2 separate regions of the Homo sapiens genome follow, and region 1 is linked to region 2. A link is a loop called in an ENCODE intact Hi-C map of the cell type or tissue named here. Cell type or tissue: endothelial cell of umbilical vein. All regions are shown on one strand. Each heading gives the region's core, and the rest is flanking DNA. Links, peaks and the distances in the headings are about the cores only. Region 1 overlaps LINC02476 (long intergenic non-protein coding RNA 2476). Region 2 overlaps LINC02476 (long intergenic non-protein coding RNA 2476).

Region 1 (12,040 bases), core at 1,877-9,876, 56 kb after region 2:
ATTGGAATTATCACATAAGACATTTAAACTGCTAAGATAAATATTCTAAGGGATCAAATAAGAAAAATATACAACATGGTTATTGTAAGCAAAGAGATGAAAACTAAAAAATCACAATGAAATGCTAGAAATCAAAATACTGTTAGGAGAAATTAAAAATATATTGGATGAGCTCATCACTAGACTACACATGAAAAAGGAAAAGATCAGTGAGCTAGAATATTGTAAATAAAAAGAAACTTCCAAAACTGTAAGCCAAAGAGAAAAAAGGAAGAGAAAAGATAGAACAGAATACCAAAGAACTGGGAACAAATTCAAAATGCATAACATGTATAATGAAAATACCAGAAACAGAATAGAGAAAATACAAAAAAGAAAATAGGGTAGAAAAAATAAGAAATGTTTGCAGTAATCATAACAGAATTTTGCAAAATTAATGACAGATATGAGCACAAACTCAGGGGTTTCTGAGAACATCAAGAAGAATAAATACTAAAAAGCTATACTTAGGCATATTATATTTAAACTGCAGAAAATCAAAGACAGGAAAAAATGTTGAAGGAAGCTAGAGAAAAAAAAAATGCCCTTATCTACAGAAGAACAAGGGTAGGAATTATATTGGATTTTTCTTCAGAAACCATTGCAACCAAAAAGAGAGCGGAGTGAAATATTTAAAGTGTTGAAAGAAACAACCATCAACCTACAATTCTGTATCAAGTAAGATTATTCTTCAAAAGTGATAGAGAAATAAAGTCTTTCTTAGTAAAACAAAAACTGAGGGAATTTGACAGTAGATTTGTCTTGCAATAAATGTTTACAATGGGTCAGAGAGAAGAAAATCATATTGTTCAGAAACTCAGATCTACATAAAGAAAGAGGGTTCAAGAAGAAATAAAAAAGGTAAAATATAATTAATTATTACTGCTTTTGATATATCCCATACATTTTGGTAAGTTGTGTTTCCATTATCATTTGTTTCAATAAATTTTTAAATTTCTTTCTTATTTTTTCCATGGACCTACTGGTCATTAGGGGTATATTGTTTAATTTCCCTGTATTTGCGTGGTTTCCATAGTTCCTCTTGTTATTGATTTCCAGTTTTATTCCACTCTGATCAGAGGAAATGTGATTTCAGTATTTTTTAAATTTTTTAGGACTCGTTGTGAGGCCTAACACATGGTCTTTCCTTGAGAATTATCTGTGTGCTGAGGAGAATAATGTGTATTTTGCAGCTGTTGGATAAAATGTTCTTCAAATATCTATTAGTTCCATTTGGTCTGCATTACAGATTATGTCCAAAGTTTCTTCGTTGATTTTCTGTCTGGATGATCTGTTTAATGCTGACAGTGGAGTGTTTACTCATCAACTATTGTTATATTGAAATCTATCTCTCTAATAATATTTGCTTTCTATATCTGGGTGTTTGTAGGTACGTATATATCAGCATTGTGTATATATATTAGAATTGTTCTATCTTCTTCCTGAATTAATCTCTTTATCATTACATAATGACTGTCTCTTTTTATATATTTTTTTGCCTTGAAATCTATTTTATCTGATACAAGTATAGCTACTCCTGCTTTTTTTTTTTTGTTTTTTGCTTTCTATTTGCATGGAATATCTTTTTCCATCCCTTTATTTTCCATCTCTGTGTGTGTTTATAGGTGAAGCATGTTTTTTGTAGGTAGCAGATCATTGGAACTTGATTTTTATCCATTCAGCCACTGTATGTCTTTTGATTACTGAGTTTAGTTTATTTAAATTCAATGCTATTATTGCTAAGTAAGTACTTACTCCTGACATTTTGTTATTTCCTGTTTGTTTTGTTGTTTCTTTTTTCTTCCTTTCTTTCTTCCTTTCTCTGAAAGTGCTTTTCTCTGGTGGTATTTTAACATTTATTGCTTCATGTTTTTGTGTATCAGTTGTATGTTTTTCTGATTTGAGGTTACTCTGAAGCTTGCAAATATCTTATAACCTGTTATTTTAAACTGATGACAACATAGATTGCAAAAACAAACAAAAAAGCAAAGAGATAGCTAATAGAACTTTACACTTTAACATCATCTCCTCACTTTTTAATTTTTTTGTTTCTATTTATGTCTTACTATACCATCTATGTCTTAAATGCTTGCTGTTGTTATTATTTTAGATAGGTTAAATTTTATTTTTCCTACTCAAGATATTAGCAGTTTACACACCACCATTATTGCCTTATAATATTCTGTATTTGTCTGTGTACTTGCTGTTACCACTGAATTCTGTACCTCCTGATGATACTGTTCATTAACATCCTTTTCTTTCAGGTTGAATAAGTCCCTATAGCATTTTTTATATGATGGGTCCGATGTAGATAATTACTTTTGCTTTTGTTTCTATGCGAAAGTCTTTAATTATCTTTCATGTTTGGAGGCTTTCACTGGATATAATATTCCAGGATAAAAGGGTTTTTTTTTTTCTGTTTTGTTTTTTCCTTCAACTCTTTAAATATATCATGTAAGTTTATCTTCTGACCTGTAAGGTTACCACTGAAAAAGTCAGCTGCCAGACGTACTGAAACTCCTTTATTTTTCTTTTCTTTACTCTTCCTGTTTTTAGGACATTTTTTGTATCCTTGACATTTGGGAGTTTGAGCTTTAAATGTCTGGACATGGTGCTATTTGTATTAAATCTGTATTATAACCTTCTTTTACTTGAATATTTATATCTTTCTCTAGATTTGAAAATTTCCCTGTTATTGTCTCTTTGAATAAACTCTCTTACTCTGATCTTTCTCTCTACCTTCCCTTTGAAACCAATAAATGTTAGATTTGCCCTTGTTTGAAAAAAAAGGTTATTTTTCAAATCTTGTAGCTGTGCTTCCTTATTTTTTCTTTCTTTTTTTTTTTTTTAATTTTACTTTAAGTTCCAGAATACATATGCAGAACGTGCAGGTTTGTTACGTAGGTATACGTGTGCCATGATGGTTTGCTGCACGTACTGACCCATCATCTAGGTTTCCTCCCCTCACCCCCTCCCCGCAAACAGGCCCCAGTGTGTGTTGTTCCCCTCCCTGTGTCCATGTGTTCTCACTGTTCAACACCCAATTATTAATGAGAATATGTGGTGTTTGGTTTTCTTTTCCTGTGTTAGTTGCTGAAGATGATGGCTCCAGATTCATCCATGTCCCCGCAAAGGGCATGATCTCACTCCTTTTTATGGCTTCATAGTATTCAATGGTGTATATGTACCACGTTTTCTTTATCAAGTCTGTCATCAATCAGCATTTGGGTTAGTTCCATATCTTTGCTATTGTAAACGGTGCTGCAATAAATACACGTGTGGATGTGTCTTCATAGTAGAATGATTTCTATTCTTTTGGGTATATAAATCTAAATCCCAGTAATGGTTTTGCTGGGTCAAATGATATTTCTGGTCCTTGATCCTTGAGGAATAGCCGAACTGTCTTCCACAATGGTTGAACTAACTTAGGTTCTCACCAACAGTGTAAAAGCATTCCTATTTCTTCACAGGTTCGCCAGCATCTACAATTTCTTGACTTTTTAATAATTGCCATTCTGACTGGCACGAGATGGTATCTCATTGTGGTTTTGATTTCCATTTCTCTAATAATCTGTGATCTTGAGCTTTTTTTCATATGTTTGCTGGCCATATGAATATTTTCTTCTGAGAAGTTCCTTTTCCTATCATTTGCCCACTTTTGGATGGGGTTGTTTGTTTTTTTCTTGTAAATTTGTTTAAGTTCCTTGTAGATTCTGGATATTAGACCTTTGGCAGATGGATAGATTGCAAAAATTTTCTCCCATTCTGTAGGTTGCTTGTGTCCACCACAGCTGGGAATGTGCTGGATCATGCCTGAAGCCAGCACAATACTGGGTCTTGCCCAAGGCCTGTGGTGACTCCTGCCTGATTATCATTGATATTTATTCAAGGTTCAAGGGCTTTTTCATCAGCAGGTGGTAAGTTCTGCCAGGATTGGCTCTTTCTTTTCCGTTTCCTTCTAGCCCAGGGTGGGTCTATATATTTCATTCAAGCATTATGGATTGGAAAGGAGGCTTCAGGACCCTGCTTGGTGCTTTATTTTACTGTGGCTAAATTGGCATCCAATTGCAGTATAAAGGTCTTCTTACTCTTCCCCTTCCTCCAGAAGCTGTTAGCTGTGCTGTCTGGAATTGGAGGAGAGGTGATAAAAGGACTCCCTTGGTCACCCCAACTCAGTCTGACCAGGTCATTTACATCCCAAGTCCACTGGCTCTGAGCCCAGCACAGCATAAGAACATGCTGAGGAATTGCAGTCTTTGTGGCCTAGACTGCCTTCCAAGTTTGTTTAGAACCCAAGAGCACTTTAGCCCATGGTAGTGGGGCTAGTTGGAACTCAGTTCTGGGCTGCTGGATGGGCAATTTCCCTCTGGTTGGGATGGCCTAAATTCTCCCTTTGTGGGCACTGGCTGAGTACTGCCTTGTGTTGCTTTCCACTTTGACAGGTCAACAATGAGCACTAATGCAAAGTCCCACAATCACTGCACCTTCCCTCTCTAAAACACACATTCTCTCTCTGTGCCATGCAACAGCTGCCAGGGGATTGGGGAAAGGTGGTGTAGGCAATTCAAGACTGTCTTTCTTACCCTCTTCATTGTCTTTTTTTTCTTGATATGATGTTAAAACCAGGTGCTATGATCACTCACCTATTTTTTTGGTTCTTATGAAGGTGTTGTCTCATGTGGATAGTTGTTCAATTTGGTATTCATGCAGTGGGTTGGGAAAGGGCAATCGATGGAGGGTTCTACTCAGTCATATTGCTCTGCCTCCTTCTGTAGTCTTTCAGATGTGATGTTTGCATAAAATGAAATATAAAAATCTTACCTGTACATTGTCTGCATTTTCAAAAATCCTTACATCCTCATAACCCACTGTCAAGATACATAGTACTACAGCAACTCAAGAGAGTTATTTTATTTTATTTTTTCAGCAATCCCTCTTCCCAGATGCAATCATTGTTCCATTTTTTCTACCATGGATTACTCTTTTTTATAATTTTCTAAAAGCTGAATTATAAAGGTGTTATTTTATGTAAGACATCTTTCACTTAACATTATATTTTTGAGGTTCATTAATTTGGTGTAAATTAAAGTAAATCATTAATTTTTATTTCTTAGTAGTATTCTATTTGCAGTTATACCACAGTTTTTAATTCATTCTATTTATGATGCATATGGAGGCTTTGTGACGACGTTGTGGAAACTGAATTTTGTCACTTTTCTTTGAAGAGTGTTTAATTTCCTTTTTTATCAGGCAACTAACTTGACTATACTGATATTAGAAACTCAGTCTCTTCAATGACAGCACAAATCTGTTAAATGATTAAATGTGTAACTAGGTTATTTTCAGTCATTCCAAGGAATGCATTTTTCAAGGTTTAGTCAGGGATGAGGACATGGTTTATGCTCATAATGTGGTGATTCATCTCTCTGTCTTTCTCATCTCTCTGGCCCCCAACTCATTTCCCGTAGTTGTTGTTGTCCTGATTTATTTCCAGTAGTAAATTGGTCCAGAAAAACTGTGAGATTTCATTCAAAATTTTAGTTCACCTGCTTAGTGTAGACTTTATTTCCTATTAAATCCAATAAAACAGGAGAATCTTGCCTTGCCATTCCTTCTTAAAATTCTTACCTCTTTTTATTTTTTTCTCTTGGTACTTTTCCTTTAACTTCTACTTTTGTTTGTTATTTTTTTTACTTTGTATTTTTTCAGAGTTGTTGGATTATAACTCATTTTCATGAAAGCGTGGCACACTAAAATGTCAGCATTAGCAATAAGTTCAAATTTGCTCCAATGTCTGCACATTTTCTCAACTTAATTTCACTAGTCATAATATTAGATTCTACAGACTAATTCCACTGAGTATACATCACCATGATAATTAAGCATTCAGGTTCTAGAACAATTTGTAACATTCTTTTATAAATCAAAGATAATTGACTAAATTGCATTATATGTGAATTAGTGGCTATTTTATGCACAATTATACTTACAGTTTTTAAAAATATTGTTAATTTTTGTGGGTACTTAGTAGATATACATATTTATAAGGAACATGAGATGTTTTAATACAGGCATGGAATGTGTAAAAAATCATATCATGAAGAATGGGTTATATTTATCCCCTTAAGCATTTATCCTTTGTGTTACAAACAATCCAGTTAATACTCTTTTAGTTATTTTAAAATGTGCAGTTATTTTTGACGATAGTGACCATATTGTGCTATTAAATAGTAGGTCTTATTCATTCTTTCTAACTTTTTTTTTGTACCCTTAACCATTCCCACCTGCCCTCAACCCTCTACTTCCCCTCCCAGCCTCTGGTAACCATTCTATGGTTTATGACAATGAATTCAATTGTTTTGATTTTTAAATCTCACAGATAAATAAGAACATGTTATGTTGTCTTTCCATGCCTGCCTTATTTCACTTAACATAATGATCTCTAGTTCCATCAGTGTTGTTGCAGATGACTGGATCTCATTCTTTTTCATGGCTGAATAGTAACCCATTGTGTATGTATATATATATTACACTTTCTTTATCCATTTATCTGTTAATGGACACTTAGGTTGCTTCCAAATCTTGGCTATTGTGAACAGTGCTGCAGTAAACATTGGAGTGCAGATATCTCTTCAATATACTGATTTCCTTTCTTTGGGGTATATACCCAGCAGTGGGATTGCTGGATCATATGGTAGAGCTATTTGTAGTTTTTTTGAGGAACTTTCAAACTGTTCTCCATGTGGAAATAATAATTTATATTCCCACCAACAGTGTATGAGGGTTCCCTTTTCTCCACATCCTTGCTAGCATTTGTTATTGCCTGTCTGTTGTGTAATACATAAGCCATTTTAACTTGGGAGAGATGATATCTCATTGTAGTTTTGATTTTCTTATCTCTGCTGATCAATGACGTTAAACACCTTTTCATATGCCTGTTTGCCATTTGTATGTATTATTTTGAAAAATGTCTATTCAGATCTTTTGCCCATTTTTGATGAGATTATTAGATTTTTTTTCTTACAGAGTTGTTTGAGCTCCTTATATATTCTAATTATTATTTCCTTGGCAGATGGGTAGTTTATAAATATTTTCTTGCATTCTGTGGATTGTCTCTTCATTTTGTTGACTGTTTCCTTTTCTATGCAGAAGGTTTTTACTTTTTAACTCATTTGTTCATTTTTGCTTTGGTTAACTGTGCTTGTTGGGTCTTACTCAAGAAATCTTTGTGTAAATCAATGTCCTGGATATTTTTCCCCAATGTTTTGTTTTCATAGTTTAGGGTCTTAAATTTAAGTCTTTAATTCATTTTTACTTTGATTTTTGTATATGGCAAGAGATAAGGGCCTAGTTTCATTCTTCTGCATATGGATATTCAGTTTTCTGAGCACAATTTATTGAATAGAATGTATTTATTTCCCCAGTGTGCGTTCTTGGCACCTTTGTCAAAAATGAGTTCATATAGGTGTATGGATTTGTTTCTGGGATCTTTCTTCTGTTCCATTGGTCTGTGTGTCTGTTTTTATGCTAGTATCATGTTTTTGTAGTTATTGTAGCACTGTTTTGTAATTTGAAGTGAGGTCATGTGATTCCTATGGTTTTTTTTTTTTTTTTTTTACTTAGGATAGCATTGGCTATTCTGTGTCTTTTATGGTTCCATGTAACTTTTAGAAATTTTTTTTTCTATTTCTGTGAAGAATGTGATTGCTATTTTGAAAGAAATTGCACTTAATCTGTAGATTGTTTTGGGCAGTATAGACATTTTAACAATATTGATTCTTCCAATCCATGAATATGGAATATCTTTGTACTTTTTGATGTCCTCTTCAATTACTCTCATCAGTGTTTCATAGTTTTTTTTTAATAGAGACCTGTTACATCTTTCATTATGTTAATTCCTTAGTATTTAATTGCATTCATGACTATTGTAAATACAATTACTTCTTCATTTCTTTTTCAGATTGTTCACTGTTGGCATATAGAAATGATACTGATTTTTCTTTGTTGATTTTATGCCCTACAACTTTAATGAATTTGTTTATCAGCTCTAATAGATTTTTGTGTGTGTGTAGTCTTAGGTTTTTCCAAATATAAAATTGTATCATCTGTAAACCTGGATAATTTGACTTTTTCCTTACCAATTTGGATGCCTACAGTTACATTTTATTTGCTATTTTCTTCTCATGTAATCTTAAAAATCCCTTGAAGTAAATATTATTGTTACTATCTCATGACTAAAGTCACTGAAGTTGGAGAGGTAATGAACAACTGTAAAGAAACTATAACACAGATGATCTTTTTACCATAAGCCCTGAAATCCACCTTTTTAAATAGACTATTACCTCTGGTCAATACTTTGTAATTTTTTTCAAAGATCACGTAACAATGGGTCATAATTTGAGATTTTCTGATTCAAAATTTCAGAAAACCAAGGGTAATCAATAGTGTTTTATTTTTCTGTGAGATTATGTGCGTCTGTTTTCTGTATGCTTAATTATGTGAATTTGATGTTTAAAATATTGCAAAATTTGTTTTCAATTTTTAGTTTATTGCTTCCCAAAATCATTTTGTAGGGACACAAATTATGAACATATTTGTAATAGAATATTTAAAAAGAGGTATAGTATTGTTTGTCACTGGAGAGTGAAAAATTACATTACATTATTGTTGGCTCCTAGTGTGTATGAATGTAGACTTTGGAGAAAATAAATACATTTATAAATAAATTTATCCTAGCTACATGTACACGATTTAAGAAAAAAGCTGCAGTCTAACTGAATGTTACCCTAAAATTTAGAACATCCTATTTTCTTTAGATAAGGATATATTTCCATCCTTTTCTAGGATAATAACTTTTTCTTCATATAAAAATATTTATTGAATAAAAGTAGGCTAGGGAGACAATTACCAAAAAAGATGTCTGGTAGTTCAGGATTAAAGAATGAGAACACTTAACAGTGTGATTATTGTCAATATTTCTATAAAATCTCCTATGCACTCTAGCAGTTAAATTAATCCACATCAGACAGAAAAGATAAACAAATGAGGGTGAAAGTAAAAGGAAATTGAAACTAAATGAGGAGGAAAAGAAAAATGAAGAATTTATTGGATTGTATTTGGACTACTCTTACCAAAATTGGGTAATCAAATAAGAGTTTAAATATGTGCATTTTCAAAAAACTGAGGACACTTTAACAGTGTTTTTTTTGGCATAGGATTACCAGATACAATATTTACTAATATCATCTAGTAATTTTTATTTAATTAATTTGAAGTGTTATTTACTTATTATCTGAACCTTTTCCTGCTTAAAATTATCATGTTGTACATGTAGAAAGCAGTCTCAGTTGCAGATGGTTACTACATCAGGAAAATATATTTGGAGGGATAATGAAATTAAAAATTTTAAATATAGATATATAGAAAATGAATAGTACAATTTGAGAGTTACTAAGAAATTTGCATATCCTTTAATAACTACTCCAACACTTGAAATGCTATTAAAACCAATAAAGGATTAATGAATAAAGTTCTTGCTTAACTCTAGATGGCTAAAAGAAAGCAGCACTTGTGACTTGTGAAAAACTCAGCAGCAGGGAAGATGCAACCTGTACTGGGAAAGGGAAGTGAGAGGGTTGGAATGGTAAGATGCTAGAGGTCAGCCTTTCCCTAAAATGAGAGTGAGTGACAAGATACTTATTAGATTTCTCATAAGCACTATGCCAAAAATAATCTTTATTATCTAGTTTTCTCTAGAATAATAGATGGGAATCTTAATGAAATAATATCCACCAACAAAAAACTAACATTTATCTCAAATGTAATATATACTAGAAATTGTTCTGAGCACTAGACTCGAGATATATTTTATCAATGCTGTACACTGAGAGTTTAGGCCTGTGCTTCTTAACTGGAGGTACTCAGCAGCTTGCCAGAAAGATATGTGTATCAAAATAGAAATGTTGGCATGTTAGCTCTTCCCAGAACCTCAGTATATTTAAGTTTCAGGGAACGTTTAAAGTCCAAGTAATTTGAAATGAGAAAAATGGTAAAAGAAACATGCTAACAAGAATGGAAAAATGCCTTAACTTTTTGTGACATTAATATACTTTAAAGAGCTTTTAGTTTGCAGTGGGATGCTTTAGACTAAGATTCCCCTACACACACACACACACACACACATACACACACACAGTGGCGTGTGCATGCACCTGTGTGCACACATATATCCCATTATTACAGGATACTGTGCTTCAACTAGAGGATTATTTCATTAAAAAATTTGCAAATTATTTTCAAACTAATTTCACAAGTAGCAATTTAATTGACTTTAAGCAGAATTTTATCTTTTCGTATTTAAAATATGTATTCAATACATATGTCGAAATTGCTCCCTCAAACAATGATGCACCTAACAAAGATAATGCAAACATACAATCTCCTGAAAATATTTTATGTATTAGAATAAGGAAATTAAGTATTCCCCAGTGTATTCAAATTTCTTCCATTAAATAGTAAATCACCATTGAATTAGATCCTGCAAGTAAAACAGATGGCAACAATAAACTGTTGTATCAACACATATCACATGGAAAAGGTTAATTGAAATACACCATTATCAGTTCAGAAAGCAAATATACAATACTAGTCTCAAAACATTAGACATAAGTCAAAGTTTTGGTTTTTTTTTCTACCTCAGTTCTACTAGTATGGTTATATTAATTATAATGGTTTTAGCTTTATTAAAAATAAGCATATAAAAGATTGATTTATTTTAAAAGTAAAATGTTCTTTGGCCCCTTAAAAAAGCATGTTATGCTCATGACATTTTAAATGACATTCAGATATGCTTTTAATCACAATGTGATTAAAGAGCAACTCTCATCTAATGATGGTAACAATTTGTTGATCTGTTTCATGTGCAAAGGCCAATAAAAATACTCAAGCCCAGGAAGTTTCTCAGGCACAGTTTTTTCAGAAAAGCATACAATTTTGTATCTATTCAAAATCACATGAAAAAGATAATGTTACTGTTGGCTGGCTCTTGCCCCCGAAGATTGGAAAAAAAATTGGTAAGAAAGTGGTCACCTTGTCACAAATTTCAACTTTGTAAACAGTACACATCTCAGTTATTTCATTCTTATGTTTCTTTCTCTTTTAATAATTTTTATCTCATTATTTCTTTGTGTATTTCATTTTTATAATTGTAGATAGCTCTATAAATGGAATTATTCTATGAAATTCTCAAAGATGTAAGATTGTAAATAGGTATATTATTTGTTTGTGTGTGTCAGGGTGTATGTTTGTGTGTGTGTGTGTGTTTGTGTGTGTGGTGGGAGGTGGTTTTTAAGCTTAAAGTCTTCAAGCTCCTTATTAACACGTTCCTCATTAACTTTTACTTATTCACATCTCAACTAATATTTACAGCTCCACTCCCTATGGTAGCGACTGACACTTCATAGTTGGTTTAAACTATTTTCAACTAAATAAATTAATATTTAAGTTTTTAATGTGCACCTATTTCAAGAATGCTTAGCAGTACTAGGAAAAATTATATATGACCATGTTAATTAATTATTCACAATATTTTTCTCAAAGTTCTTTTTATATTTTACAATTGCTGATGGAAATTACATGAATGTTCTAGTTGAGCTATAATATTTCACTGTCTAAACCAAAGCATACTATTTTTTTCAAATATGTAGTATTCATCACTCTTCTAATGTTACATCTCTAGTCACTGCACATATATCTGAATGTGGCCCCTATAGATTTCCCAACTACTGCCTAAACTGTCCTCTTAAAAATTAAATCTGTTCAGTCCATTCCATTGCCTAAAAAGGTTGATTTTTTAAATCTGTTCAGTCCATTCCATTGCCTAAAAAGGTTGATTTTTGTGGCAAAAAGAGAGATCTTGTATCTGTTTGTGGGAATATAGATTGGTATAGTCATTATGGAAAACTATAAGGAGGTTTCTAAAGAAATTAAAAACATGAAGTCC
Region 2 (12,040 bases), core at 1,620-9,619:
TAATCATAGGCTAGTATTTAGCTATAACTTTTTGATACATTTCAGTTCCATGTCACATCAACCATTTCCTAGCCTTGATGGCTAATTCAATGTTCCTTTAACACATTTTTCTGGATGGAGTTTTATGCTTATGTAGGCTTGAGGATTCAATGTAAATGGTTGGCACATGTTATACGAGAGGACGAAAAGATATATTAAATTCATCTATGTTTGGATGTATATTAGAGATAGCAAATGATATTATAGAATGTTTAGTTTTACAACTCTACTTTATCTGAGTCATAAACTTCTTAAAATTTCTTTTTCAGTTTAAGCTTTCTATGCTTTTATTCAACCCCAAGATAATTTTCTTCTAAGATTAAGGAAAATCTATTCAGCTGTTTTAAAGCTAAGTGAATGTGAAAATTACATATTTTTTATCATCATAGGAAAGGCAATCTATTGTAATAGCTTTCTCAGTAAAACGCAAAAAGGCTTCTTTTGAAAAAGTTCCAATCCAAATACAAATGATACCAGATAGAATAAAAACTATCTTGTCAGTATGTGAGGAAGAAAAAAAGTTCCCAAATTTCTACTTAAAAAAAATCCCATTGTCTGAACTCCCGATACTTAGAAATACAAATCAGTGAGTGACTTTTTTAAATAAGCATTACTAGAGGTGCTATTGTCTCCACAAATAAATATGTACAGGAGCCTTTTGCCATTATGTTAGAAGGACTGATAGTAAGTGCATCAAGAAAATGTGAAAGATGAAAATGAATAGTGTAATGCTTATTAAAATTTTAAAGATAAAAAGGATCTTGGTGTTCATGGGGTTTAGTTGTCCTGAAAATTGATTATAATGTGAAGTACTTGGAGGTCATGGTGTTCTTTACAGAACTCTTAATTACTGATGTAGTGCACCAGTGTGACAATCATGATTGTAATTTTTGCAAGTGAGATAACATGATATTTACTGATATTAAATAAGGAAGCAGAACTGAATATTAATGTTTTAAGACAAAAATATTATGGGCAAGAAACAAAATTACAACCATTTTATTTATTAGCTTAATCTTTTTCTTTAAAAAAAAACATTTAAATCAAGTGTCTGAATACCTTAGTTAAACTCAGAAAATACAACTTTCATTGAAATTATGTTTAATGACTCTTATGTAGCTCAATTCTCGAATAGTTTTTAACACACAGGAGTGATTGTCCTTTTCATGGCCATTTACTTCCCTACTCTGTCTCTCAGAAACACCAGATAGATTATTGCAGATGTGACTAGACAGTGACAAGGAACTCACTTTTTATACAAAAGTTAGAGGCTGAAAAGTAAAAATTCAAGTATCCTCATTATTACTTCTACCCCCTTATTCTTGGACCCATTTATTTACATACCTGCATTGGTTTAAGAGCTGTCCACATCCTAAAGAGTTGTGACCACTCATCATGGGGTATCACTGAGCTGCTGGCATCTAACATGCACCTTTAAGAGGCCAGTTTATCACTGTCAGCTGGCAACTTCTGGAGTTACATGGTACAGTGGATCCCATGAAATAGGCCCATCTCTCCTCTACATCTTCTTTGCTGAAATCCTGGGTAGCAATTTTCAGGGGTTTTTTCTGTCCTTTTGATATAGGAAGGAGAGAGGGAAATACTGGGTAGAAGAGGGTGGTTCCCCGGCAAAGGCCCCATGCTCATGCCTGGAGACTGCGGTTCTAAATGGGAACTGGCATTTCTGTTTTCGTGCCCAAAATGTTGCCTTTTGGCTTGCCATGCCTCCCATCCTGTGCCTATATAAACCTGAGACCTTAGCAGGCACACACACAGGTGGCTGAACATCCAGAGGAGCAGAGGAACAGAACAGCAGAGAACAGCAGAGAGTGGTGGAGAGTGGCAGAAAGCAGCAGGGCAGCACGCCAGAGAAAAGGAGGGGTGTCTAGACACCCAGAGGAGTTCGGCTGGGGCAGTCGGTGAGGGGTTTGGCTGTTGGAAGTTCCAGCTCCAGGGGAGAATCACCTTCTTACTCCATCTCCCTGCTTCCAGCTCCCCATCTATCCTGCTGAAAGTCACCTCCACCATTCAGTAAAAACCTAGCATTCATCTTTGGAGTCCATGTGTAACTTGATTTTTCCTGGATGCTGGACAGAAGCTCAGGATCCAGAAAGCTGTCACACTGGCCCTCTGCCCTTGCAGAAAGGCAGAGGGTTAATTGAGCTGATTAATACTCAAGCCATCCTCAAACGGCAAAGCTAAAAGGGCACATTGTAACACGCGCCCACCTGGGCTCCTTCACCTGCCAGTCTGTGTGCTCCCCCTCTTGCAAGGCGTTTGAGCAGCCAGGCGACTCAACAGGCGAGCCACACCCTGTCACATTTCCTGCCGGGGGAGTCAGGGAACTCTCCCATTTTACTTTCTACTACCATAACTCGTATCTTAGAATCAAAGGATTAGTGTGGAGATTCTGGTGACTGTTAGGTATGTCTATATAAAACGCATGTTTGAAAACAGGAAAGTGGCATACAGGTAGATCGGCTGAGCATAGTGAACCTAATTCTATAAAATCATGTCTTACCATCACTCCTGACCGTCAGAGGACAACTGCAACTGAGCTCTCAGTCATGAAGCCATCTGGTTACCAGTTTTGATTTTTGTTGTTGTATAATTTTTATTTGTATTCTTTTTTGAAGGATTACTTTATAGACCTTTAGTGGAGTTCTAAGGATGCACCTTTACAATATAAAGATACCCTCTTGCTACTTACCCTTCATACTTTGCATTTCTTATTCTCCTCTTAATTACCAACTATATAAAACAACCTGTAAAAGTGGATATTATTCTCTGTAGAAAAGTTTGTGAAAATAAAATATTTGACTTCACATGTCTTGCCTTGAGATGCAGAACTAGAACAACACAATAAATAGAATAAGCTACTGCTATGGTTTCAATGCATATATTTTTCCAAAATTCTTAGATTGAAATCTAAGACTTAATGTGATAGTATTAAGCATTGGGGCCTTCTGTGAAGTGATTAAGTTAGGTAGGCTTTACCCTCATGAATGGATCAGTGACCTTATGAAAGAACTGGAGGGATTTAATTAGGTCATTTTGCCCTTTTGCCTTCCACCACATAAGGACACAGCAGGAAGGAACAGTATAAGAACTGTTGACAGTTCTGTTGACATCAACTTTGCCAGCCCCTTAATAGTGGACTGTCTATTTCCAGAACACAGAGAAAATTAATTTCTCTTACTTATAAATTACCTAGTCCGAGGTATTTTGTTACAGTAGCATGAACAGTCTAAGACAACTACTTAGCAATATTAGTATTGATTCTAAATGTCATAGAGAAGAGTTGCAGTGTTTATTCTTAATGAGATTAAAACCAACAACATGAATTAGCAAGATACTACATATTCATCATCACCATTCTCTCCTTCAGTTTTAAATCAGCTTTAGTAAAATATAATTTACAAACAAATCCTCCAACTTTCAATGTTTGATTTGATGAGCTGTGTGTATAATAATAGAAACACCAACACGAATATGATATAGAATATTTCCATTAACCCCCACATTTTTATGTGCTTTTTGACAATCAAGGTCACTTCTCATCTCTTACCCCCAACAACCACTTACTTGCTTTCTGGCACTACACTATTGACATATTTCAAACTTTATATAAATAGAATAAAGAATATATAGCAATAATAATTGGCTTCTTTCAAATGGGTTTTTAGAGTTTTCCATTTTTTATCTGTTATGAACAATCAACGATAAGCATTTGTAAATATGGCCACCTTTGCACACATATACTTGTCTTTCAGGGTACATATTCAGTAGAGGAATTGCAGCATAGATAAATTATTTTAATTTTAATATATCTTGACAAAAATGGCTTACAGATTTATGTTCCTAAAAGGTGATCTAAGAACAAAACTTTGTAGAAAAAGCAAATTTATAGCAGTGTCAGATAATTATTTTCTTACCCACTCAGGGAAACTTGATATTATCTGCCTTAGTTTGGGTCCTGCAAAAGCAAAGCCTGAATAAGAGATTAAAATGGTGACATTTTATTTGTTATGGATGAACCATGGGAAATTAGAATAACTAACTTATTTTATAAATAATAAAAGTGCCTGGGAAAGGGAGGCAGGTGCTGGGTGGAAACACAGAAGAGAACAGAGGCAAAGCAACACAACATCAGTCATTATCAGCCTGACCCCTCTTCACAACTAGCCTCTAAATAAATAAATATCTTTCAGCTGATAAACTTGGAAGGTTTGCACACATGAACTGCACCTTGTGATAGTGCCCAGAGGGGAGAACAAACAAATTTATCCATAGTTTTTTTGTTTTTTTTTTTCCTGTTTCTCTGCTTGCTAAGGTTCTCCCCACCAGGAGCTGATTCTCAGTAACTTACAGTTTGCGTTAGCCTGCTCCTTGGCAGGCACTCTGGAAGCAAAATCTCAGGGCCCTCACTGCAGCATTTTCTCTGAGTCTGAAAGCTGAAAGACTCAGCCAAGATTTGCTTAGTTTGGTATCCCAGTGGCTGCAAGATAAAAATTTTCCTTTGAGAATCATCAATAACCATTTATTGTCCTGAGAGAAAGAACGAGGTGGTGCAGGGAAAGTGAAAATGTGCCCAAGATGTATGTTCAATACATTAAATGGATGAAGACTTACACCTGCTGTTGGTTTAATTGATTGATAGGGAGGTTGAACATATTTTCACGTGTCTTATCGCCCCATGTATACATTTTTTTCTAGACTTTTATTTACTTGTGGAATATTTTTTCTTTATTTGTTGATTTTGTAATATAAATTTTGGCTGTTAATTTATTGTCTGCATATTTTAATATTTCCCTTTAGGTTATATTTGTCTGTTGGCTTGCTTATGTTTGAATTTCATTCATGATGTTTTGAATATTACAGAAGTTACAAATGTTCATTTAGACAAGTGTATCATTTATTTGCTGTTAGAAATTTATGAAAAATTATTTTCTGCTGTAACTCACTAAATTTTCTTCAGTGTTCTTACATATTTGTTGTTTAAGTGTTTATTATTTGCATTCTTTTTATGACAGCATATAACATAGGATATACGATTTATATTTTTTCTAAATAGAAAATCAGATCGCCCAACATCGGGTAATTTTAAACTGTTATTTTCCCATCCAATTGAGATGCCATATGTATCATGCACTAAAATTCCATTCTTGAATTCCTTTTTCATTTTATTGATCTATTTCCCCATTGCAGCTTCAAAATTAAGGCATTTCAATGACTACAATTTTTAAACTTGTTTTAATATTTGGGAAGACAATTACTTTTTGCTCTTCTTAAAAAATGTCTTACAACTTTTACTTGCCTTTCTAAGTGAATTTTAGGTTGAGCTTGGCAAGTTCCTTAAAAATCTGTTGCTGGAATATTTATCAGAAAGTATTGAATTTATAGAGTAATTTAAAGAAAATTTAAAAGCCTTTATAAATGTGATTTTTTTTATCTGGAGTCTCAGCATATAAAAAAGATAAAAGGGGAGACATTTGAGATTATTTGAAGGGTCAGACATACAAATGATCTATGAAGAACTTGTGGAACATAGTTCAAGAACCACTTTTAAAATTTCTTTCAGGAAAGAAATGGCATAATTTTTATTTTCTCATGGGTCAGAAATTACTGAGTAAAGATTTCCAAAGAGTGAAAGCCAGGGGAAATTCAGAACAGATGGAGGAAGGAGATGAATCATTCATTAGGAATTTGACTGACGTTTGGTGATATAGCTCTGGTCATTTGCTGAGTGGATGTCAAGATCCCTGTTCCAGTAATAGCCTAAGCATTTTCTGTCTGTGTTTAGGATGAAGACATACACATATCCCAAAAACTTGACAGTTTTTTTTTTTATAAATAATGTAATTAGATAAGCAATATTTTAGGAAACATGATTATTAAAAGTCAAACACCTATTATTAAATGTATTGCAACTATGTGTATTGTAATCACCTTGAGAAGTATTTGAAAATTATATAGAACATGGAATTCAATACCCCACAATGAACCTTACTGAATTCTCTGTGACAGACTGTGTAGAGTTTCAGAATCTCTGAGGAAAAAGGAAGGGTGATAAAATATTACAGACATGCTATCATACTTGGTCAGAACTTTTTAATACATAGGTAAAACTTGACTTTAACTTTGGTATTAGGTCTAAAACAAAGCTTTTTTTTTAAAGGGGGTAAAATTTAAGCTTTAAAAATACTGTGTTGAATGCCTTGCCTTATTACTCTTTTTCGTTTGATTCCCACACCTGAAACTTCTGTCTTGAGTTTGAATTCCATTAACATCTTCTTTAAGTACAAATAACTGGATTCTGTTGTTAGTGGTAAAATTGGAAATGTTGAAGGTGTTGTGGTATTATTGTTCTTTGTAATTATTTTAAGGAGCAGTTTGTATGATATTGTATGTAGAAGTTACAAATACACATAATTTGTTACTCATAACCATTAATCTGCAAATACTACCCAGTTGGACAAACCATGAAAAACATACCATATGTACTTTAACTTTAAACGTCAGTGTTTCTGAAACAGTTACTAACTTTACAATTATTTTCCAAGTTATCCTTCTTGATTGTTACCACCCCAGTTTTTTCTTTTTTTCTGCAACTTGGTGAGGCCTATTACTAAAATATTTATTACTAATAATTACTAAAATTTCTGTTTTTCTAATTGAACCTTGACTGATAAAGATGGCTCTAGGCCTTTCACAATCTTATCTCTACTTACTTTTCCAACTTCATACATATTACACTTATCTTGGTGGTTCTGTTTACACTTCTCTCTCTACCTATAATTGTGAAAATGCTCCTTTTACTTATATCTGCTTGCTGGAATTCCATACATCTTTCATGGCACCAATTTACACACCACTTTCATGAAGATTTCTAAACACTCCAGCCATTGACATTGTCTAAATATTGTCCATTTACAGTCTGCATTTGTAACTTGCTTCTGCTTTCATTGCAGTATATCTAGAAACAGGTAAGACATTACCTGTTCAATAATTTAATTCCTTAATAATTAAATATTTGAAACAACAGCATTGGTATATTTTTTGTAAGCACAGTTTGTTTAATTGTGATTATTCCACTAATATTCAGCACAATACAGGCCTAATAGCTAATTTTACATCTCTTTATCATTATATCATAAAGAAGAATACTTTTTATTTCAAATTTATTTATTAAATTTATTACAAGTTTATTACAAATAATTTATAAGTTTCTGAATTTAATGATAATTTTTTTCTTTTGAATATATTACTATATATGCACATACTTTGTGGAATCCACTGTTTTGTATTATTTTGTTATCGTCATTTCTGTCTGTGACTCTCCAGGAATCCCTGCGACTCTTATAAGTAAAGTTTTACTCTCACTCCACGAGAAATTTGACTATACTCTTAATGTGGCAATATTTCTCTGCTCTAAATTGATCTTCAGTGTGTTATTCTTGTTAAAACTAGGAAAAGTAGGTCATGTTATGAATATCAAAGCAGACATCCTTTAAGGAAGACTAAAGAAAAGAACAAAAAGCATAAAGGTCATATTTTAAATTATTTAATTCAACTGATGGCTATTGTATCTGACAGCACTTATTTTCTACTGGTGGTATGAAAATTACTGAAATAAACAACTACTACAAATAAAATTAAATAAAATGTTTTATATAACTACTACATTCTCTCAACAAGTTTTACTGATATTGAAAAAAATTTACACAAGACTTTAAGGCAAAGGTTACTATTCAGATTTGTAGAGAGTCTCCATTGTACAACAATTTGGAAATAAATTATTCATTCTCTCAACTAAATTACAAAAAAAATATAAATAATTACACAGAGAAAATATAAAACATAAAATAAACAGCAGTGGGTACACTAATATCACTTGAAATCTTTACCTCTGTATGATTAGTTAGCTAATAAAGTTATAGCAGGTCATAAAGTTAGTTTTCTTGTAAGAAATGCATTATTACAAAAGCTTTTACAGAACAGCATTTGAATAAAAGAGGAATATTACTTCCATGGGGATTACTTTCTCTATGTTCACAACTATTTTGCCCATAATTTTCTTTGGTCCGGTTTTGTTGTTATTGTGGTACAAAACACATAATGTAAAACTTACCATCTAAACCATTTTAAGTATACCGTACAGTAGTATAAAATACATTCATAATGTTGTGTAATAATCATCACCATCCATCTCCAGAATTCTATTCATCTTGCAAAGCTGAATTTCCATACCCATTAACAATAACTGTACAGTTTATTTTTTCCTCAGCCACTGGCAACTACCATTATGCTTTCTGACTCTATGATTTTGCATACTCCAAGTACCTTGTATGATTGCAGTCATATAATATTTGTCTTTTTTCTTTCTTACTTCACTTAGCATAGTATACTCAGTTTATTCATGTTGTAACACATGTCAAAATTTCCTTTCTTTTTCAAGCTGAATAATATTATTGGGTATAATAATGAATGGGTAAACAGAATGTGGTATATACATACAATTAATAATATTGTATACAATGAATAATATTGTATCTGTATGCCACATTCTGTTTACCCATTTATCAGTCAATGATTCTTGGACTGGCCCCACCTTTTAGCTATTGTGAATAATTCTGCAATAAACCCAAATGTACAAATATTTCCTTAAGAACCTGGTTTCAATACTTTGAATACAATCATATTTTAAGTTTTTTGAGGAATGACTATACTGTTTTTCACAGTTGCTGTATGATTTTATATTACATATATATATGTATCCCAGAAAATAAAAGTCACTGGAGCGTTGGTGTGGCTATGTAGTAATTGAAATCCTTGTGACCAGTTAGTGGTAATATAAAATTGTACAGCAACTGTGAAAAACAGTATAGTGGTTCCTCAAAAAACTTAAAATATGATCCAACAATTTCACTTCTGTGTATACACTCAAAAGTATTGAAACCAGGTTCTTAAGGAGATATTTGTACATTTGGGTTTATTGCAGAATATATGTATATATATACATCCTAATATATATATATATATATATATATATATATATGTCATCCTAATGGGTGGCTTCTCTTTATACTTTCAATTGCATTTCCTTAATGATCCATGATTTTTAGCATATTTTCATGTGTTTATTAGACATTTTTTTTTTTTAGAAAAATGACTTCAAGTCTTTTGCCTATTTTTTAAATTAGGTCTTTTTTTGTTGTTGTTGTGATTTAATAGATCTCCATATATTCTGGCTATTAATTCCTTATCAGATATATAATTGGCAAATGTTTTCTCCCATTCTGTGGGTTGCCTTTTTACTCTTTGGATAGTGTCTTTTGATTTACATTTTTAAAGAAGTTTCATCAACTCCAATTTGTCTATTTTTTTTTCTTTTCTTTTAGTGCCTTTGGTGTCATATCCAAAATTTTATTGCCAAATCCAATGTCACGAAGCTTTTACTGTATGTTTTCCCACCAGATTTTAGTAGTTTCAGGTCTTACATTTAAGTTTTCATTCAATTTATGTTAAGTTACACATGTAGTGTTCAGTAAGGGCCCAAATAGGTTTTTTGTTGTTGTTTTGTTTTGTTTTTTGGCATATGGGTGTCTACTTTTCCCAGCAACATTTGTCTGATAGACGTGGTCTTTCTCCATTAAACTGTCTTGAAACTTTTGTAAAAAATTACTTGACAATATATGAGAGGGCTTATTTATTGATTCTTTATTGCATTTCATTGTTCTATGTGTCTTTATGCCAATGCCACAACGCTTTGATTACTGTAGTTTGTAGTAAGTTTTGAAATTAGAAAGTGTGAGTTTTCCAGGTTTGTTCTTTTTCAGGAATGTTTTGGTTTTTGGAGTGTCTGAGATTTTATGTGGATTTTAGTAAGGGTTTTTTATTGCTACAAAAAATGTTATTGATATTTTAATAGGGATTGCATTAAATGTATAGATTGCTTTGGGTAATATTGACAACAATATTAAGTCTTCCAGTCCATGAAAAGTAGATATGTTTTCATTTATTTATGTCCTCTTTATTTCAGCAATGTTTCAAAGTTTTTGATCTATAAGCTTTTCACCTCCTTGGGTTAAGTTTATTCTTAAGTATTTTTTTATGCTATTGTCAATGGTATTTTTTTCTTAGTCTCCTCACAAGGTTTATTGTTTGTGCATAGAAGTGTAATTTGTGTGTGTGTGTGTGTGTGTGTGTGTTGACTTTGCGTTCCGCTACTTTGCTGAGTTTATGTATTATTTCTAACCGCATATGTATGTGTTTGTGTTTGTGTGTGTGTAACACTTAGAGTTTTTTATATATTAGATAATATAACCTATGAAAATAGATAATTTTACTTCATTCTTTCCAATTTGGATGACTTTATTTCTTTTACTTGTATAAATGCTCCAGCTAGAATTTCCAGTGTTGTGTTGAATGGAAGTGGCAAAAATGAGCATACTTGCCTAATTCCTAATCTTAGAAGAAACACTTTCAATCTTTCATTACTTAGTAGAATGTTCATTGTGAGATTTTTGTATGTGACTTTTATTATGTTGAGGTAGTTCTGCTTCTACTTTATTGAATGTTTGTCCTATGTAAGGGTGTTAAATTTTGTCAAATACTTTCTCTGCAACAATTTAGAGTATAATGTGCATTTTCAAAATTCTGTTAATATGGTATATTACATTGATCAACTTTTGTGTATTTAACCATTCTTGCATTCTGGAAATAAATCCCATATTGTCATGGTATATAATACTTTTAATATGGTGCTAAATTCAGTTTAATAGTATTTTGTTGAGAAGTTTTACATAAATATTTATAAAAAACATTGATTTTTTTTTCTTTAGTGTATTTGGTATCACAATAATGCTAGCCTCATAGGATGAATTAAGACATGTTCCCTCCTCTTCAATGTTTTGGAACATTTTGAGAAAATATTATGTTCTTGTTTAAGTATTTTGTAGACTTCACCAGTGATTACATCAGGTCCAGGGCTTTGCTTTGTCAGAAAATTTTAAATTGCTAATTCATTCTCCTTACTTTTTTTAGTTTTATTCATTTTCTTTTTATTTCTTCATGATTTAGTCTTGATAAGATTTGTGTCCTGGGAATTTATTCACTTTATGTAGGTTATCCAGTTTTTTGGCATACAATTGTTCATAGCACTCTCTTTTGATCCTTTTTAGCTTTATGGAATAAGTATTAGTCTTCCCTCTTTCATTTCTGACTTTAAGTCTTCTATTTTTTTATTTTCTGTAACTTGATTCTTCTGTCTCTTTTTAGTCCATCTGGGTAATGATTTGTCTGTTTTGTTGAACTTTTCAAAGAATTATCTCTGGGTTTCATTGATTTTCTCTATTTTTTTCTACTCTCTATTTAATTTGCCTCTACTCAGTTCTTTTATTATCTTTACTTTTCGTAACTGTGGATTTAATTGTTTTGCTTTTACTATTTTGTTAAACTGTAAAGTTACATTGCTGATTTGTGATCTCTCTCTCTTTTTTTTTAATATAAGAATTAAAAGCTGTAAATTTCCCACTTGGCACTGATTTTGCCATGTCCCATAAGTTTTAGTATGTTATGTTTTTAAGTTTAATTATCTCTGAAGTATTTTCTAATTTCTCTTGTGGTTTTCCTTTAATATTTTGTTTGTATATTTTTAAAATAATTTCTAAATATTTATAAATTTTTCATTTTCCCTTATATTTTTTATTTCTAAGTATATTCTTCTGTTGTGGTTAGAGAGGATAATTTGTATAATTATATATATTTTTAAATCAATTGGGACTTAATTTGTGGCCTAAATTGTGGTCTGTCCTGGAAAATGTTCCATGTACACTTGAGAAAAATGTGTATTATATTGGTGTTGGCTACGGGGTTATTTAAGTGTCTGTTAGATCTATTTGGCTTATTATGCTGTTTAACTCTTCTATTTCCTTATGAATTTTCTGCCTGGTTATTCTATACAATATTGAGGGTGGGATATTAAAGTCTCCTATTATTA

What was found. Hi-C counts contacts between places; a loop is a spot of excess contacts. Peaks named below come from ENCODE experiments on the same cell type or tissue, not always from the same donor. Only the 100,000 strongest peaks of a DNase experiment are listed, where the experiment ranks them.
Region 1: a loop joins it to region 2, with 7 times the contacts of the local background. A loop is called at or near these places in 1 of 110 quality-filtered maps.

What each region holds. Positions count from the first base shown.
Region 1 is chr7:119,658,205-119,670,244 of GRCh38, reverse strand. The region is part of intron 4 of LINC02476 (long intergenic non-protein coding RNA 2476); the gene reads left to right. Among named protein-coding and RNA genes, the nearest start is that of LINC02476, 240 kb to the left of the region's middle. In endothelial cell of umbilical vein, for the core only: no CTCF peak of the experiment used is centred there; a DNase peak (open chromatin) is centred at 5,444; H3K27ac peaks cover 1,228 bases.
Region 2 is chr7:119,714,443-119,726,482 of GRCh38, reverse strand. All of the region lies in intron 4 of LINC02476 (long intergenic non-protein coding RNA 2476), which reads left to right. Among named protein-coding and RNA genes, the nearest start is that of LINC02476, 190 kb to the left of the region's middle. In endothelial cell of umbilical vein, for the core only: no CTCF peak of the experiment used is centred there; a DNase peak (open chromatin) is centred at 5,732; H3K27ac peaks cover 2,100 bases.